4 separate regions of the Homo sapiens genome follow, and all the other regions are linked to region 3. Evidence: chromatin contacts called from ENCODE Hi-C or POLR2A ChIA-PET data. All regions are on one chromosome and are shown on one strand. Each heading gives the region's core, a stretch centred on a gene start or an enhancer-like site at or near the end of the contact. The rest is flanking DNA. Distances are from core to core; before and after follow the strand shown.

Evidence for each region. A loop is a pair of places that touch in the nucleus more often than their neighbours do. ChIA-PET counts read pairs that join two places held with the same protein, here RNA polymerase II (POLR2A). Pooled maps may share reads with other maps.
Region 1: a loop to region 3 is called in a map of B cell, with 9 times the contacts of the local background. The contact joins the promoter of NCOA6 here to the promoter of GSS in region 3. A Hi-C loop is called at or near these places in 31 of 168 maps with a recorded cell type or tissue (A673, B cell, CD14-positive monocyte and 23 more), 37 of 37 single-sample maps with no recorded cell type and 37 of 50 pooled maps. POLR2A ChIA-PET finds 5 or more read pairs at or near these places in 10 of 52 experiments (A549, AG04449, Caco-2 and 7 more).
Region 2: a loop to region 3 is called in a map of prostate gland, with 4 times the contacts of the local background. The contact joins the promoter of TP53INP2 here to the promoter of GSS in region 3. A Hi-C loop is called at or near these places in 2 of 168 maps with a recorded cell type or tissue (B cell and prostate gland) and 8 of 50 pooled maps. POLR2A ChIA-PET finds 5 or more read pairs at or near these places in 1 of 52 experiments (activated CD4-positive, alpha-beta memory T cell).
Region 4: a pooled map shows a loop between it and region 3 (2.1-fold over the local background). The contact joins the promoter of PROCR here to the promoter of GSS in region 3. A Hi-C loop is called at or near these places in 1 of 50 pooled maps. POLR2A ChIA-PET finds 5 or more read pairs at or near these places in 3 of 52 experiments (BJ, T-cell and activated T-cell).

Annotation. Positions count from the first base shown.
Region 1 is chr20:34,824,199-34,828,595 of GRCh38, reverse strand. NCOA6 (nuclear receptor coactivator 6) reads left to right here and starts at 2,945. Exons shown (of 15, transcript NM_014071.5): 1 at 2,945-3,124. RefSeq lists silencers at 2,839-3,028, 3,039-3,478.
Region 2 is chr20:34,702,888-34,707,594 of GRCh38, reverse strand. It overlaps TP53INP2 (tumor protein p53 inducible nuclear protein 2), which reads right to left and starts at 3,251. Exons shown (of 5, transcript NM_021202.3): 1 at 3,083-3,251; 2 at 2,121-2,237. It overlaps LOC105372599 (a long non-coding RNA gene), which reads left to right and starts at 3,413. Exons shown (of 2, transcript XR_936690.3): 1 at 3,413-3,458; 2 at 3,782-3,936. RefSeq lists a silencer at 2,976-3,455.
Region 3 is chr20:34,954,528-34,959,302 of GRCh38, reverse strand. It overlaps GSS (glutathione synthetase), which reads left to right and starts at 3,497. Exons shown (of 13, transcript NM_000178.4): 1 at 3,497-3,576. MYH7B (myosin heavy chain 7B) reads right to left here and starts at 3,435. Exons shown (of 45, transcript NM_020884.7): 1 at 3,296-3,435; 2 at 1,091-1,205. RefSeq lists enhancers at 3,170-3,349, 3,590-3,689.
Region 4 is chr20:35,169,545-35,174,252 of GRCh38, reverse strand. PROCR (protein C receptor) reads right to left here and starts at 2,181. Exons shown (of 4, transcript NM_006404.5): 1 at 2,029-2,181. The coding sequence starts at 2,098. The region is part of intron 4 of MMP24-AS1-EDEM2 (MMP24-AS1-EDEM2 readthrough); the gene reads left to right. RefSeq lists an enhancer at 1-68.

The sequences.
Region 1 (4,397 bases), core at 1,696-4,195, 130 kb after region 3:
TATTGCCCAGGCTGGAGTGCAATGATATGATCTTAGCTTACTGCAGCCTCAACCTCCCAGGCTCAGGCAATCCTCCCACCTCAACCTCCAAAGTGGCTGGGGCCACAGGTGTGCAGCACCATGCCTGCTATGTTTTTGTCTTTTGTTGTCTTTTTGAGACACGGTTTCCCTTTGCCACCCAGGCAGGAGGGCAGTGGTGTTATCTCGGCTCACTGAAGCCTCCACCTTCCAGCTCAAGTGATTCTTGCCTCATGCCTCAGCCTCCCGATTAGCTGGGACTACAGGTGTGCACCACCATGCCCAGCTAATTTTTGTATTTTCAGTAGAGATGGGGTTTTGCCATGTTGCCCAGACTAGTCTCGAACTTCTGAGCTGACGTGATCCACCCACCTCGACCTCCCAAAGTGCTGGAATTATAGGCATGAGCCACTGAGCCCAGCCATTTTTGTATTTTTTGTTGAGACAGCGTTTGCCATGTTGCTCAGCCCGGTCTTGAACTCCTGGGCTCAAACAATCCACCTGCCTCAGCCTCCCAAAGTGTTGGGATTACAGGTGTGAGCCACTGCACCTGGCCATCAACAGATACTTTTAAGTAGAGTAGTGACATGATCATATTTCTGATCATTAGAAACATTACTCTGACAGCAGGGTGGAGAATAGATTAGAGGGCGGTCAGGGTAATGTGAAAAGATGGTGGGTATCTACTACACCAGTCCAAGCACACTGTGTGTACTCAATAAATATTGATGGAATGAAAGGGTTCCTGACTCCCTTTCTTCTATGGGATCAGTAGGACTGATTTGTTTAATTAGTTTACAATCCACCTGCTCATCCTCTATCTCCTGGGATGCTCAGAACAGACCCCAACTCCCATTTTACAGATGAAGATGCTCAAGTTCAGAGAGGCAAGGACAGCTATCAAGAGCGAAAGCCAAAGAGAGCTGCCATACAATCCAGCAATCCCATTCTTAGGTATACACCGGAAAGAAAGGAAATCAGTGTATGGAAGAGATCTGCACTCTCATGTTTACTGCATCCCTGTTCACAACAGCCAAGATTTGGAAGCAACCTAAGTGTCCATCAACAGATGAATGGATAAATAAAATGTACATATACACAATGGAATACTATTCCGCCATTAAAAAAGAGTGAGATCGTGTCATTTGCAACAATATGGATGGAACTGGAGGTCATTATGTTATGTGAAAGAAGCCGGGCACAGAAAGACAAACTTCACATGTTCTCACTTATTTGTGGGAGCAAAAAATTAACTATTTTTTATTTTTTTTTGAGACGGAGTCTCACTCAGCCACCTAGGCTGGAGTGCAGTGGCGCGAGCTAGGCTCACCGCAACCACCATCTCCCAGGTTCAAGAGATTCTCCCGTCTCAGCCTCCTGAGTAGCTGGGATTACAGGCACCCGCCATCATGCCCACCTAGCTTTTGTATTTTAGTAGAGACAGGGTTTCACCATGTTGGCCAGGCTGGTCTTGAACTCCTGACCTCAGGTGATCCGCCCATCTTGGCCTCCCAAAGTGCTAGGATTACAGGCGTGAGCCACCATGCCGGGCCAGGAGCGAAAAATTAAAACAATTGAACTCATGGAGATAGAGAATAGAAGGAGGGTTACCAGAGGCTGGTAAGATTAATGGGGAGGTAGGTGGGAAGTGGGAATGATTAACGGGTACAAAAGAATAGTTAGAAAGAATAAGACCTAGTATTTGCTAGCACAAGAAGGTGACTACAGTAAAAAACAATTGGCCGGGCGCGGTGGCTCACGCCTATAATCCCAGCACTTTGAGGGGCAGAGGCGGGCGGATCATGAGGTCAGGAGTTCCTGACCAGCCCGGCCAATATGGTGAAACCCCATCTCTACTTAAAAAATATACAAAAATTAGCTGGGCGTGGTGGCATGCGCCTGTAGTACCAGCTACTCAGGAGGCTGAGGCAGGCGAATCCCTTGAACCAGGGAGGCGGAAGTTGCAGTGAGCTGAGATCGCGCCACTGCACTCCAGCCTGGGCGACGGAGTGAGACTCCGTCTCAAAAAAACAAAAATAAAACAAAAAACAAAAAAAAAACCACACACACACAAAATTTACTTGTACATTTTAAAATAACTAGAGTATAATTGGGTTATTTGTAACACAAAGGATAAATGCTTGAGTTGCTAGATACCCCATTTACCATGATGTGATTACACATCGCATGCCTGTATCAAAATCTCATGTACCCCATAAATATATTCACCTACTACGTACTTACGAAAATTTAAAAAATACATCAGTGTAGTGTGGGAAAAAACAGAAAATTTTTAAAAAAGAGTGAAAGCCAGATATGAATCCAGGCCTGTATGACAGACATGAAGTCCAGTGCTGAGGAGGCCTTTCTACGTTTGGGAAGAGGGGAGGGGCCACACTCGTTCGATCAATAATTCTATTTACTGAGCATTTTAGCTTGCTAGGGAGGTAATGATGGGAAAAAGAAGAGAGGGATTTAGAGGCAAATAATAATGAAAGCTTTTATCTATATCCCATTAAGCTTATTATTAGACAGTATGTGTCAGGCACGGTGACAAGTGCTTTCCAAGCCCACCTCCATTTGCTCTTCACAAGCACTATGATTTTCCCCATATTTCAGATGGGTAAACTGAGGCTTGGAGTTGCCATGTCCAAGGATACTCAGAGCGCTCGCAAAAGACTGTGCAATGTGTGCTTCCGAAGTGGGACTCACTGGCGAGAGAATAGCCCTGGAAAGCCGACAGAGACCCACGAGATCCCAGCACTAAGCACTCAGCACCGAAGGGAGCTGGCGCGCGCTCCACCTCGCGCTCCCGGGGACGTCTGGTCACGTGGGCAATGCCCCGCCCCTCGAGTCCGCCCCGCCCCCTCTCGCGCTCCCTCCCTCTCTCCCTCCCTCCCCCTCCCTCCCCGGCCCGGTCCGGCCCATCCCCCTCCCCGCCGGCTCCGTGAGGCCCTGCCGGGTCGGGCTGCGGGCGGCCGGGCGCGGGCGGCGGGACAGACGGGCGCACGCGAGGACTGACGGACGGACGCACCGAGGGCGGCGGGCACGCACGGCCCGGGCCGGCGCTCCAAGGCCCGCCCGGGAGGGCCGGGGCCGCGCTCAGGTGAGGGGACGGCGGCGCGGGCCCGTAAGGGGTGGGCCCGCCGGGCGTCCGCGGTCCTTGTCGGGCTGGCTTCGCGGGGAGGAGGCGCCGCCCGGGCCCGCGCGGAAAAATGGCGCCGGGCGACCGAGTGGCACGGTCTGAGAGCGGGCCCGGCCCGGAGCCGCCCCGCCCGCCGCGCTTGTGTCCCCGTCGCCATGTTGGGGAGCGGGCCCCAGGCCTGCGGGCGGGGGCGCTGGAGGGAGCGGCGGCCGGGCTGGGTGGGGAGGGTGCTGGGCGCGGGGGCCGGTGCACTGAGGGAGTGCAGGGCTGGCCGGGGTCTGCACGGGGTGGCGCTCCAGGCCTGGGGAACAGGCGGGAGCCGGTCGTGGGGTCGTGGTCAGGGTCGCGGAGAAGGAACACTGGGTCCGAAGGGAACCGGGATTGGGGTCTATGGGCTGAGAGGATGGCAGGACGTGGAACTGGGTTAGGCCTTAGGCGGTGTTAGAGCCCTAATGCAGGTAGGACCTGGGGATTGGGGTGGAGGCATGGGGGCCAAGCTCAGGCTGTCAGGGCTGGAGCAGTTCTTTGCTGGGAGGGAAGGAGGTGATTGATGAGGAATGAGGGCCCTTTGGGTACAGACGCTGGTTCAGATTGGGGCAGTCCTTGGGGTACTGGGGCTGAATTGCAAAGCTGTATAACTCCCAAGGCTCTGAAGACTTATGTCCCAAGCATCCTCCACCCCCTCTTGGGGGAAGCAACAGGAAAAAGGAGGTGTTTGATGAGAGAAAAGGGGGACAAAGGGAGACTGAGGTTTGGGTGCAGGAGCTGGCCAGCAAAAGAGGCACAGAGAGTGGAACTGGTTGGCAAGGAAGGAGAGAACCTTTATCAACTTAGGGAGTTGTGTGTGTCTTTAAAAGGAGGGACCTGGCTGTTTGGGGGCGGTGACCCAAGGTGTCTTCCCTGGAAGGGGACAGCCCACAGCTTAAGAGCAGAGTCACCTGGAGAGGTCATCAGAAAGGCGTTATTGAAGCCAGTAAAATGGTGAAGAAGAGTGAATGTATAAAAACTACAAAGGCCTGAGAGATCAAGTAAAGATTTCAAATCAGGTAGTGATTTTAGCTGAAACATAGAAAGGTAAAGTTGACTTTTCAAGATCTTACAAGTTAGTGGCAGAGGGGTACTAGAAATTGTCGGCTGCTTCCTCACTAAACACATTGCCTTAAAGGAATTTGCTAGCTGGGAGAAAGGTGTTAAGAAATGAAGCATAACATTCTTGTGATGAAACTAAAAGCAA
Region 2 (4,707 bases), core at 2,002-4,501, 250 kb after region 3:
GAGGCAGCACCCAGAATCACTATATTCTATTGCCTTTTCTGGGTGTCTGTCTGAATTTGATATTTTCAATTTGGTGGCCAGGGGTCATGGTCCATGTGTATTTTTCTGGGAAAAAGGACCTTGGTTTTCATCATGATTTCCTAAACAGCAATCTTTGACCCCAGAGATTAAGAACCACTCCTGGAGCCTGTGTGGTTTGAAAAGCACTGGCCAGCAGAAATCCCATAGAACTGCTACCATCTTACCATGTGATTTGGCACACCTCGGTTGTGTCTGTCATATGAAGTGTAAAGATGGCATGCCGGCAGGCCCTCCCCCCTCTGACCCCCTTTTCCCAGGCTCCTGTTCAAGGGCAGCATCCAGGGGTAGGAGGAAGATCAGGTTGCTTGGGCTCAGTGAGACAGCAGGTCAGTGGGAGGTGATGATGAAGGGAGGGAGCTGTCAGTTCCCAGGAGCCCTTAAGGATGAGCACTGAGGGTTGGACCCAGACCGAGGTAAGCCCTTAACCAATCCTTCCCTGGGTGAAGATGAAGAGGGAGGCCCCCTACTGCAGAAATGGAAACACCAAGGTGGTAGCTCTAGATCTACCCCCTCCCCATGCCAGCCTACCTCAGGACTAGAGCTTGGCTGGGGGCTGCTGGCCATACTCCCCCAGTACCTGAAGCCTGACTGACTCTCCACACCTGTTCCCTAAAGATGCTCAACGGTTTTGCTGCTGAGACACTTGTCACCATTCTCTAAGGGTGTTTCCACACTTCCTGTAGAACTTCCTGGGGGCATGTCCAGACTTCCCTGAAGGCATTTCTCCTCTTTCTGCTAATCCACCTGCAGTATTGCCATGCTTATTGCTACCTCCCCCATTCCCTAGAAATGTTTTCACACTTGCTGCAGAATCACCTCACTTCCATACCCTGAGAATATTTCCACATCTGCAGACTCACAGTAGGCTTAAGATGCTGGCTTCTCTGGTGGGATGGGGGTGGGAGATCTACAGGGATTAAGAAGGTGGGGCCACCCCCAACTAGTGTCCACCCAGCACAATTCATGTATCCCAACCCATATGTAGCCACAGGGAGCTAGTGACTCCATTACCAAAAGCCCAGAAAGTTTGGCCCCTCTTGAAGGAAGGGAATATCGAGGCCTTGATGAGGCACATCCTCCTTCCAAGAACCTACTAATTCATGGAATATGAAAGAGAAGTTAAGAGCTGTTTCAGGGACCATCATATTCACCCAGCCCATTTTAAAATCTGATGATCAGAAAGAAGACATAAATCTATCCAAAAATACATGGCTAGATAGTGGCAGGGCAGACCTAGTCCCACGTTACTGTGCATCCAGTCCAGAGTGTACACAGTCAGGAAAGACTCAGCAAACAATCCCCAAGAATACAATGATGCAGGGGTACAGGGAGGTGAAAAAGACCTTGACCTAGCCACACCACCCCTCGCCTAGCTACAAAAGGGTCTGGGGTTACTGGCACCAAGATTTAGCATGCATTTACTGAAGACCCACTGTGTACCAGAGCCTGCACTGTGCCTCCCCAAATTTCAGATAGGTTTAGGGGAGGGAGGCTCAGGGGAAAAGCTCCCTGCCTGAGGTCACACAGCAAGTCAGTGACAGCCAGGAGTGAAAGCAGTCACCAGCCAGCCAGTGCCTGCCCCCTCTCCTGACCACTTGGGGAGCCTCCCAGATTTCCTTTCCCAGCCCTGCCAGCTTCCTGGTTCTCACATTCCCAGTTCTGCTCCAGGGAGAACCATTCCCTTTAATAACTACAGCAGCTCTGCCCAGAATAGCATTTGTGCCCTAAGCCACCCCTACCCCCAGCCCATCCTTGAGCAAACTCCCAGCAGGAATGGAGTTCCTGGTTCAGCCTCTAGGCCCATCCACTTGTTAAGTCAGAAACTCTCCTTATCCTATCCCTTCTCCTATACTCTCTGTGGGCAGAGGTGACGAGGGAGCAGCAAAACACCTGCAATTGTCTGCACTAGGCCAGGTCAGGCCCTTCCTAGCTGACGACCTAGGAAGTTGGGAAGGTAAAGGGCCAATAGAGGGAACCCTCACCCCACCCTCCACCCCAACATCAGCCCTGGAGACACCCCGAGGCAGCCAATGACTCACCTCTCTGTGATCCAAACAGCTGGGAGGCAGCGATTTTATTGGACTCTAGGACTTCAAGGTACAGTGAGGACAGAAGGGGTCAGGACCACAAAAGGTGAACCAATCTCCAGAGATTCCCTGGAAAAGGGTCCAGGAGTAAGGACACCTAGGAGCCTATCAAACCGTGATAAGGCTGAGCCCAAGATCGGGTCCCCAGTGGAAGGAGGATGTGTATCTTACCACTTGTACTGAGCCCCTATTATGTCTTTGCCCCTGGCTAATAATCCATCTGTCACTCAGTGAGCATGACTCTAATTGGTTATGTGACCTCGAGAGAGCTAATCCTCCTCTCTGGGCCTGTTGCCCCTTCCATGCACTGGGGTCTAAGACCCTTCATTTTGGGTCTAGGAGTGACATCAGCTAAGGCGCTGCACACAAATCAGGGATTAGGAGGATGTTATTCTGTTAGTCCCTGGGGGCGGAGTCTGGAGCCGGAGGGAGGGGATCCCACCACCATCTGGTGCTGTCCCAACCACCTGGAGTCCCATGCAGCCCTGAACTCCTGACGACCCCCTCAACCTAGGCCCAGCAGCGCCGTCTGACTCCTTCTCAGGTTGCAAAGAGAAAGTAGGGGATCAGAGGCCTGACCCCAGCCCCTGGATAAGCCTAGGAAATCGCCGATCCCCCTGCAGCCCCCTTTGGATTGCAGCGTCTCACCCAGGGCCCAGCCCCGACACAGCGGCTACCGGGTCACGGGAGGACAAGCGACCCGAGCCTGTGGGGGCGGTACCGGCCTTGGTGACGTCTCAATGTCATATGCAAATAGAACGACGTCATGGTCTACCGGGCGTGCGGCAACCAATCGGGAGCCGGGAACGCGGCCCCGGCGGCCGCCGGCGGAGACAGACAAAGGCCCGGGCGCGGGGGGCGCAGGGCGTGTCCGTGGCAGGGGAGCCCCCAGGCCCACCCGGGTCGGGACTCACCTGGGGGCGGGAGGGGGGCGGCACGGCGTTGAGGTAGTTGTGCGGCGGGGCGTCCCAGGGTCGCCGGCCGCTCACAGGCCGGGCCGCATCGCCGGGACTCGCGGGGGAGGCGGCGGGGCCGCGGTCGCTCCGGGCTGCTGAGCTCGCCCGCGGGGCTTTGAGTCTGTGCGGCCGCTGCGGCGGGGCTCACGGCACAAATTGGAACGTTCAAACAGCTGATTGTGACGTCACAAAGGGGCCCGCCCGCCTCGCGTCACCGGCTGGCGGGGCGGCGGCCAATCCCGGGCTGCGGATCCCCCCCTGCCCCTCCCCTCCCCTCCCCTCCCGGTTTGCGGGCCGGGCGCTCGGGCCGGGAAACGTTCTCGGAACCGGGAGGGTGAGTGTTCGGGGAGGCAGCTGCGGGGAGCTGGGAGCCCTGCGCCGCGGCGAGCTCTCCGCGAGGAGGATCTCCACTCCCTCCTACCGGCTCCTTATTTTCCTGATTCTTCCCGGATCGCAGCGCCCTCACCTCTCCCACTGCTCCCCAAATCCTTTCACTGCATCCTATATCCAAGTCCCCCGATGCGGACCCTGTTCTCGACCCACACCACGTCCGTGCACCTGCATTCTCCCCACTGCCCTTATTCCTGCTCTCCCTCCCCCCTCTGGCTCACCTCCTCAGCCTTACACACTCTGCTTTCCCACCCCGTTTTTCCTCAGCTCGGCGGGCTTGAGAAAAGAGGGACATCCCCAACCCCCGGTTCCCGGGGAGCATCTGGGAATGTAGAGAAGTTAGTGAAGCTGACGTGAAATTTCGCAGAGTAGGACTTGGAGAGGAATTGCCCTGGGCTGAGTAAACATTGACCTGAGACGGCTCCGCGCTTGAACGTTTACATACCTTATTTAATCTATGTTGCTACCGGGGCTGTAAAGAAGTGGCAGGACAGGGACTGATTATGAGTCCTGATTTACACGTGGGAAAGCTGAGTCTCACAATCTCACTGTTAGCGTGTGAACTCATGTTCAACAATGCATTCAACATTTATTAGGCACCTACTATTGCACCACCATACCACTAGCTGACATGTATTGGCACACTTACTGTGTGCCACGACCTGTGCTATGGGTGTGTTTTTTTATCTTCACAACAACCCAAAAGGTAGATATTGTCCCGTTTAACAGTTGAGGAAACAGACTCAGAGAGCTCAAGTGACTTTCTTAGGTCACAAAAGTACAGTCAATGGCAGAGCCAGGATTTGAACCCATAGCTCCCAGCCCTGACCCTCTCCATTCTCTACATGAACCAGATGGTCTAAACCTCAGGGCGCTTTAGCCTCCCCAGAGTCCTGGCTTTCAGTCCTGACTGTGCCCTAGACTTGCTGTGTGACCTCAAGTCATGTTACCTCTCTGGGTCTCAGTTTGTCAAACAAACATATCCAGGCTTCCCTCTAGAGCTGCCATTGTAAGATTCTTCCACACTCTCTGCCCTCAGGATTCCACCCACCCCACGCTCTAGGCCCCAGCTCTCCCAGTGGCCTGGGAGATGCCCGAGAAGAGACCACAAATACACATATCAGAATCTCCAGGGCCAGAGGTTCTAGGTCAGCAGAGCAGGGCTGGTGGGGGAGGGTCCGAGAACTGCCCAC
Region 3 (4,775 bases), core at 2,248-4,747:
GGGAGTGAGGATCCAGCAAAGGCCTGGGGCCAAAAAGACCCTGGGCAAGTTCCCCAATCCTATGTGTCTTGATCTGAGATCCCCAAGTGAGCCTGAGAAGGTCTGTGAATTCCTCCACGTAGCTGATGCAAAATTTTATACTAATGGATCTCAGACGAGTCTATAGCCTCAAAAGTAACAAACCACAGACTTGACCTGACTTAGCATGGTTTCTTATTCACCCAATGGAGATACGATTTCTACCTTGAAAGGCTGTGAAGGGATTAAATGAGGTAATTTGTGAGAAGTACTTGAAACATCCTCAGCTTTCATTAAATGTTGGTTTCCTTCTCTTTCTCTCTCCCCAAACTATTTCCATCAGTTAGCAAATATTATTGAGCATCTGCCACGTGGCAGGCACCAGTCAGGTCCTGGGGGTAAAGTGGTGAACAAGACAGACATGGCCCATTTTCATGGGGCTCACATTCTAGCAGAGGGAAACAGCAAACAAATAAAAGCAACAATTTCAGATATGAATAACTGCTATGAAGAAAATACAAGGCCGGGCACGGTGGCTCACGCCTGTAATCCCAGCACTTTGAGAGGCAGAGGCGGACGGATCACAAGGTCAGGAGTTTGAGACCAGCCTGATCAACATGGTGAAACCCTGTCTCTCCTAAAAATACAAAAATTAGCCGGGCATGGTGGCACGTGCCTGTAATCCCAGCTACTCAGGAGACTGAGGCAGGAGAATTGTTTGAACCCAGGAGACAGAGGTTGCAGTGAGCCAAGATCGCACCACTGCACTCCAGCCTGGGCAACAGAGTGAGACTCCATCTCAAAAAAAAGAAAAGGATAACGTGATAGACTTATAGGGTGGGGCAGCCTCCAGGGATGAAACATCTGAATGACCAAAGGAGCCAGTCATGCCAGGATTTTGGAGGAAAGCACCCAGGCAGAGAGTGCAGAAAGGGCAAACGCTCCCTGGAAAGATTCTTAGTCAAGAGTCCTTCACTCCCAGTCCTACCACAAACTGGGTCACCTTGAACAAGTCACGTAACTTCTGAGGCTCAGCTGCCACATCTACAAAATGGGAATAAAGACATCTTACCTGCCACATTGTGAGAGGTTTCAACCAAAGGGCTGTTAAGGTCTGGGATCCTCCCCAAATCTCACCATAGACACCTGATACTCATCACTTGGCACCCGTCTTGGAAGAGGGGAACCTGCACAGAGAACCCTGGGTCATGCTTTTGATTTTTAATTTCATGCTGCACTAGAAATAGCTTCTTTTGTTCCTGGTTGACCCAGGAGCCTCTTCCTGCCACCTGGGGCCTATTCTAGTTAACAGCTGCTTATCCCCTCAGGTACAAAAGCCAACGAGGAAAGGACATCAGGAAACATTGTTCTGGGAATAACCAGACACCTATCTGCCACCATCTCCCCCCATCCCGTGACCACACACGGGAGACTGGAGGACTCAGCCTGTCCTGTAGTCAGATAATGTACATGGTTTATTTAAAGAGTCAAAAGGGGCCGGGCGCAGTGGCTAACGCCTGTAATCCTAGCACTCTGGGAGGCTGGGGCGGGTGGATCACCTGAGCTCAAGAGTTTCAGACCAATCTGGCCAACATGGTGAAACCCTGTCTCTACCAAAAATACAAAAATTAGCCGGGTGTGGTGGTGGACGCCTGTAATCCCAGCTACTTGGGAGGCTGAGGCAGGAGAATTGCTTGAACCTGGGAAGTGGAGGTTGCAGTGAGCTGAGATCGTGCCACTGCACTCCAGCCTGGGCAACAACAACGAAAACTCCGTCTCAAAAAAAAAAAAAAAAAAAAAGAGTCAAAAGGATCTTGGTCCCTGGGTTGGGCCACTGATTTACGATCACTAGGAGTTCTCACTCCTAAATTTCTTTGATCTGTTCGCTTCGCTCCATCTCCACAGCTGCTGCACTGGCTACAGCCTCATGATCTCACATCTTAACTCTCTCTGCTTTCTCTGGCCCATCTCCCCACTTCCAAACCATTTGTCACGCTGTAACCAGTGCCTAACACACAAAACTAACCATGTCCTTCCCCTGCTTAAAGCCCTTAGCTCCTGTTGCTCAGTGGAACTGGCGTCTGAGGCTACCTCTCCAAGCCTAAGCGCCTAAGTCCTGTTGCAACCCTCAGGCCCTTCCTCATTATCCACACCAAACTCCTCAGTGTCTGTAAAACAAGCCGAGCAACCCTCAGAATTATATGCCTTCGCTGCTCGTTTGTTTTGTTTTTAGGACAGGGTCTCACGCTGTCACCCAGGCAGGAGTGCTGCAGCGTGATCTCAGCTCACAGCAGCCTCCGTCTCCGGGGCTCAAGAATTCTCACGCCGCAGCCTCCCGAGTAGCTGGGATTACAGGCACGGGCCAACACACCCGGCTAATTCTTGTATTTCTAGTAGAGACGGGGTTTCGCCATGTTGCCCAGCCTGGTCTCCAACTCCTGAGCTCAAGTAATCCACCTGCCTCGGCCTCTCAAAGTGCTGGGATTACAGGTCTGAGCCACTGCACCCAGCCAGCCTTTGCTGCTTTTGTTCCTGCAATTTGGAACACTGTCCCCATCCCAGCCTCTCACCTCTACCCCTACCTCCTTCACTACCTATACCTTCCTATCCATCCTTCAAGACCCCAAAAACCATCCCTGATTCCTTCAGAAAGGCAGTTTATTGCCTATCTTATCAGACTGAAAGCAGTGGCTGTGTCTTATTTATGGTTAATTCCCTAGAAGCTGGACTGATACATTCCATTTAACTAAAATTCGTATCAGGTGCTTCGGACTGCAGACAAGCCTATCACAACCCAGAAGGAAGAAACAGGGAAGGCACCTGGGGGCTGCCAAGCAATGAGGTGGGGGGTAGGAATCATGAATCCGCATATTTTTAAAAACTGCCCCAGATCCTGATGTAAACGGTACAAGAGAGTCTGAGAAACACAGGGCTCCCCTCAAACAGTCCTGACTTCAGCATTCCTGGAAAAATGAAAATCCTTTCCTTTTGCCTCTAATGCTTTCCCTGCTGGTATCCCAGGTTAAAAAAAAATAGATAAAATCAGGGGGATTTTTCTGGGACTTGGCTGGGCTGGGAAACAAGCCTGGGTTCTAATACAGGCTCAGCCCCTGACGTACTATGGGCCCCTGCCCCTCCTTGGGGCCTCCATTACCACGGCCACCCCCACCCTTATCAATTGTGTGCCCCTGAGGTAGTGACTGTCCCGCTCTGAGCATTAGTTTCCCCATCTTCCACTAGTCGTCGTCAGCTCTGACGCTCTATGAGCTATGCATACCCGTAGCTCCCCGCCGACCCCGATGGTCCCCTCCCCTCCTTCCCAAGGTCCATCCGCCAGGGTGCAGCCGACGCACTCCTAATGCTAAGGCCGCCCTCTCATCGACCGCCCCTTCCTGGCCTCGACTCAGCGCCAAAGGTATGGGTCTCTGCCCCGCCTGCTCTTTAAGCCTAGCCGGGGCGGTCAGCGCAAGCGCACTGGGTCGCATCGAGGCCCCGCCCCCTGAGCCTGGGTAGCGGCGCGAGGGCCGGGAGAACCGTTCGCGGAGGAAAGGCGAACTAGTAGGTTGGGGCGGCCACGGCGGCCGGCATGGGTCACGTTTCCTCGGGAGGAACGATGTGAGGGAGGGGTCTGGCAAGAGATTGGAATTCCGGAGGCCGGGAGACCTTGTGGCTGAAACCCTTCGTAGGAGCGGGGCAACTAGTGTCTAGTGAGGGGGTTGGGCTGGCGCGCACTGATCCCAGACTTTCCGGATCTTCTGCCTTTAGATCGGGCCGGTGTCGGGGCATGTAGGCCAGTGAGACTGGAGCCAGTTAGAGCTACAACGGGGAGCGATTAGGGCCAAACTTTGTCCAGGGTGGAAGCGAGCGGGCCCGTGAAGTGGGGCCAGCCTGGGCAGCCGACCGTGTCGTTGCCTCGGGGCCTTTCCAGGCACTGGCCTAAGTCCTGGCGATAAAGTGCGACCGATTTCCTTGTGGGCGTTTTGAGGCTTTCGGTGATCTGACCCGTCTGTCATTCATTCTTCATTCATTCATGTGATGAATGAATACAGTACTAAGCGCGGCTAATTACTAGGTAGAGAAGTGATCAAGACAAACACTGTTCCTACGGTACAGGGAAAAGTGATGGGCTGTAGAATGTAGAAGCCCGGGGCGGAGAACAGGGACAGCTTCCGGAACGAAATCGCGAGCCCAGATCAGGAGTGGTGGCGAGAGTTCCAAAGAGAAGACAGCACGTGCCAAGTCCTGGAAGGGGGACAGAGGCCAACATATCCTGGTCACTGAAGACACCTGACTCTGAATCTGTTTCACGCCCAGGGAAGAGATGACAGTGGCCGGGGCTAGGCTACAAACTCTGGAAATGGAGATAAATAAAGGAATTCAAAGTACTATATACTTAGGCAGCAAAATCCATAGGATTTGGGGAGAGTGAGATGTAGGAAACAAGTACTCAAGGCTTGGGTACCTGGGTGGGGTTCATCAGAGAAGAAGCAGATTTGTGGGAGACAACAACAAATTCTATTCTGGTTGTATGGAGACTCGCAGGAAAAAATTGGATATTCTAGTTTGAAGGTAGGAAAGTATTGCTGTGAAGATGTAGATTTGAATGTCATCAGCAAAACATAAATAAAGCCAAGGGAGGGTTGAGGCTGTAGAATGAGAAAAACAAAGGGCCCACTTAGCACCTTCATCTGATTTCTTTTCTTTCTTTCTTTTTTTCTTTTTTTTTTTTTTTGACAGAGCTTTGCTCTTGTTGCCCA
Region 4 (4,708 bases), core at 932-3,431, 220 kb before region 3:
GACCTCCACCTGACCCAGGGATGAGATCATGTCCTTTTCCTACTTAAAATCTTCCAGTGCCATAACCCCCTCCCCTTCATTAATCAAAAATAATCATAGCCAATGTCGATTCAGTGCTTATTATAACCTGGGCAATGGGCTTTACATACATTATTATCTTTGTGCCTTTCCCCAGTGGCTTAATGCAATAGCTACTATTATTAACCCCAGTCTACATGGGAAACTGAGACAGAGATAGTGTAGCAGAGCCAAGGTTTGCACGTAGGCAGTCAAGTCCAGCACTCAGCCATTCTGCTACACTGCCTCCCCACAGGATCAAGTCCAGAGTCTTTAGCCTGGCATTCAAGGCTGCTAGAGACCTGGCCCCTGCTGCCTTTTCTGGCCGCTTCCCGCTGCTTATATATCAAACTAGTTGGGATTCCTCATGCTGCCTTTGGCTGACACATGAATAGCATGTCAGGATTGCTCTGCCTCCCTTTTTCTGCCTGGCGAAGTTTATTCATGATTTAAGACCCAGCTCAGAGACTGGGCGCGGTGGCTCATGCCTGTAATCCCAGTACTTTGGGAGGCCGAGGCGGGCGGATCACTTGAGGTCAGGGATTCAAGACCAGCCTGGCCAACATGGCGAAACCCCATCTGTACTAAAAATACAAATATTAGCCAGGCGTGGTGGTACATGCCTGTAGTCCCAGCTACTCAGGAGGCTGAGGCAGGAGAATCGCCTGAACCTGGGAGTTGGAGGTTACAGTTAGCTGAAATTGTGCCACTGCATTCCAGCCTGGGTGACAGCACAAGACTCCATCTCAAAAAAAAAAAAAAAAAAAAAAAAGAAAAAAGAAAGAAAAGCAAAGAAAAAAAGACCCAGCTCAGTTGCCCTCTTCTTGGAAATTTTTTTCTGATGCCCCACGAGACACAGTGTGTCTGTTTCAGTGATCCCAGACCACCATATATTAGTGTGTATCTCACGGGATACTACCTGGCTGTCTCCAAACACACACAGGCCACACTGGACTCCTCTAGGCTATGGAACCATGCTTGGTAATCTCTGCTTCCTACACCCAGAAAAGAGGCTGGCACAGAGTTGATGCCCAGAGCACATTTGGATGAGTCCGGGGTTGTAAATCTGTGTGTGTGAGTGGGTCCTGTCTGTGTTTGCATTTGAGAAGTTGTGCTTTGTATCTGCAGATGTGAATAAGTATATTTATGGATAACCCTAGACATGGTCCTTAACTACTCTGTGACCCAGTTTCCTCCTCATAAAATGGAGATAGTAATAATATTACCCACCTTTAGGGGTTTGTGCAAGTTAAATGGGTCAATACATGTATTAACCATAGTGAGCACTCATTGAATACTGGTTATTATTTGCTGCCTCTCTGAGGGGGAGACTGAAGTTACGGGGATTGTGAGAGAGGGGAAAGGAGGCCCCTGTGCAATTATAATGGAGGGTAATAACTCCCTTTTCTGCTTAAACAGGGCCACTTCAGTAGCCTGATCGCCCATAAGTTCTATTAGGCACAGCATCTCTTTCTCCCCAGTTCCACCAGCTGCGACCAGTCTCCTTCCATTTTCCCTAGCCTCCCCTAACCTCTCTCTGCCCCACTCTTCCCCCACTTCTTCCATCAGTTTTCCCAGGGTCTTCCCATTCCCTCCATTTCTCTTCTCTTCTGAGCCTCTTCCCGTCTCCCCTAGATGTACCCCTATCTACCATCACCCTCAGTTCCCCTTTCTCCCCTCTCCCTGGGGCTGATTCTCCTACCCTCTCTGCTGGTTTCTTTCTCATGTTTCCAGTCATCCTGTTTCCCCTAGCCTCTTTCATCTCCCCCTTTTCAGGGGCTTAAATGTACTAACTCACCTTGGCTTTGGGACACGAACCAGTCCCCAAGACTCTGCCTGCCCTGTAGAGAGATCTAGCCAGCTGCAGACACAGATGCTGTGAGATAAGCTCTCCTGTGGTCTTGCCATGTGCCCAGATAGACTGAGATTCTCCAGAACCATCCTGAGGCAGGAGATGTGCCCCCGACTCACCATCTGAGGCGTCTTGGCTACAAAAGGCCCAGCCAGACAGCAGCAGTATCGGCAGCAATGTTGTCAACATCCTGAAGTTGAGGCTCCGGACCTGGGTTCCTGGCTCGGGCCGGCTGCGGGCTCCGCTGGCTGCAGTCTAGGGAAAAGAGAAGTGAGGACCGTCTGGGAGGGGCGGAGTCTGGGCAGAGGAGGATGGAAGGAGGCCAGGAGATGGGAGGAGGAAGAGGCTTATAAAGTGTTATTTCTACTGTGTCTCATTTCCTACTAGGGGGCCGGCCTCCCTCCTGCCCTCCCTCTGCCCCGCCCTTCATTGCTCCCTCCTGCCCAGACCTGCCTTTTCCCTTCTCCTTGGGCTGCTTCCTAGGAACCAGGAACAGGGAGCGGAAAAGGGGGAGAAGGGCTTGGTGAGAAGTCCTGCCGGCGCTGACTCAGGGGGTGGGGCATCTACTTTCAACTTAGAGCACACTCCTGGGAGTAGGATCAGCAGGTTGCTGATGGGGAGATTGAGGTCCAGAGAGGTGCAGGGACTTGCCCAAAGTTTATATATCATGGTGGTGACAGATCCAAGATTAAAATTTAGTTTTCCAGTATAATGGCTACATTTTACCAGAATTTTAAGTAAATAACAATTACATAATCCGGGATCTTGGTCTCAGAAGTAGTCATAAAATGAGTGTAAAGCAGTTCACTGCAGCATGTTTTTAAAAAATAGGAGAGAATTATGAGCAATCTGTATAAATCTCAGAAGATGATTGGTTACCTAAAGCAATCTTTTTGAAACTGAGGTCATAATTTATTAGTGGACAATGAAATCAATTTAGCAGGTCATGGTTACCATTTTTAAAAAATGAAATAGGACAGAATACAAAATTTCAGCGCGTCACCCTTAGTAAGAGAAAGTGTTATGTCATGAAATATTTGCTCAGTTGTATATGTGTGCTTTGGTTTTGTGTGTGTATGTTTCTATGATGAGTTTTGGATAGCAGTGTAAAATGCGTCCCTTACTCTAGGAAGCAAGTAGAAAAGCTTTAAAGTCACTCCTCCGAGCATGCTGCTGGCACTTTGGGAGGCCGAGGTGGGCAGATCACTTGAGGCCAGGAGTTTGAGACCAGCCTGGCCAATATGGCGAACGTCTCTACGAAAAATACAAAAATTAGCTGGGCATGGTGGTGCATGCCTGTAATCCCAGCTACTTGGGAGACCGAGGCATGAGAATCGCTTGAACCTGGGAGGTGGAGGTTGCAGAGGGCCGAGATCACACCACTGCATTCTAGCCTGGGTCATGCGGCAAGATTCTGTCTGAAAAAAAAAAAGAAAAGATTTCACTTCTGTTCAAATAATACATATGTAATTTCATCCTCATATATATATATAAAATTTATTATTATTTTTTTGAGACAGGGTCTAGCTCTGTTGCCCAGGCTATAGTGCAGTGAAGCAATCACAGCTAATTGTAGGCTTGACCTCCCGGGCTCAAGTGATTCTCCCACCTCAACCACCCGAGTAGCTGAGACTAAAGGTACGTGCCACTGTGCCACCACGCCTAGCTATTTTTTTTTATTTTTACTAGAGATGTGGTCTCGCTATGTTGCCCAGGCTGGTCTTGAACTCCTGCACTCAAGCAATCCTCTGGTATAGGCAGGAGCCACTGCACCTGGCCAAAATTAACTTTCAGTGTGTATCTGTGTATTTGTATATACATAGGGAAAATATCTGGAGGGGTACTGTCAATAGAGATTACCTCTGGGGAATAGGATTGGGTAAAGGACTGAGAGGGATTTTAACTTTTTATTTTATATACTTCTCCCCGGAGAGCTGACGTCATAGTGAAATCTGGGACAAACTCTGGACATAAACTAAGCACCCATTCTCTGAACTGAATATATGCAAGAGCTTCCATGCTCACCTCTCAGCTGTTGCAAACTGGCTAAGAAATAGCATCAAAGTCTTTTCTTTTTGCAGCTTATCAAAATGGTCTAGTTGGAACAAGGATAGGAACTTTGTTTTCCTGCACTGGGCCTCAGGAAAAGTAGAATGACTTAAATAACTACCAATTTATATTGTCTTGCCTTTTATTAAAAATTATGAAACATTTCTTTTTTCTTTTTTTTTTTCTTTTTTTTGAGATGGAGTCTTGCTGTAATGCAGTGGCGTGATCTCGGCTCACTGCAACCTCCACCTCCCAGATTCAAGCGATTCTCCTGCCTCAGCCTCCCAAGTAGCTGGGATTACAGTCACCTGCCACCACACCTGGCTAATTTTTGTATTTTTAGTAGAGATGGGATTTCACCATGTTGGCCAGGTTGGTCTCAAACTCCTGACCTCAGGTGATCCGCCCACTTCAGCCTCCCAACATGCTGGGATTACAAGCCTGAGCCACTGTGCACAGCCTGAAATATTTCATTTTTGAAGAGTTATTTCATGCTTAAAGGATTACATTTCAAACATACCTATCCCCACCACCAAGCATAAGAAATACAATATTGCTAATATAGTTGAAGCCCCCTATGGACTCTTCCTCAGCTGCATCTCTCTCTCCCTGCCACAGCCCCTGAAGTAACCACTTCAGATGAAAATGAAGATTTGATATTTTTCATTTCCTTATATTTCTGTATACTTACACTACTTATGTATATATCCCTAAACAATAGATAGTGGTATTTCACATATTTTGAGCTTT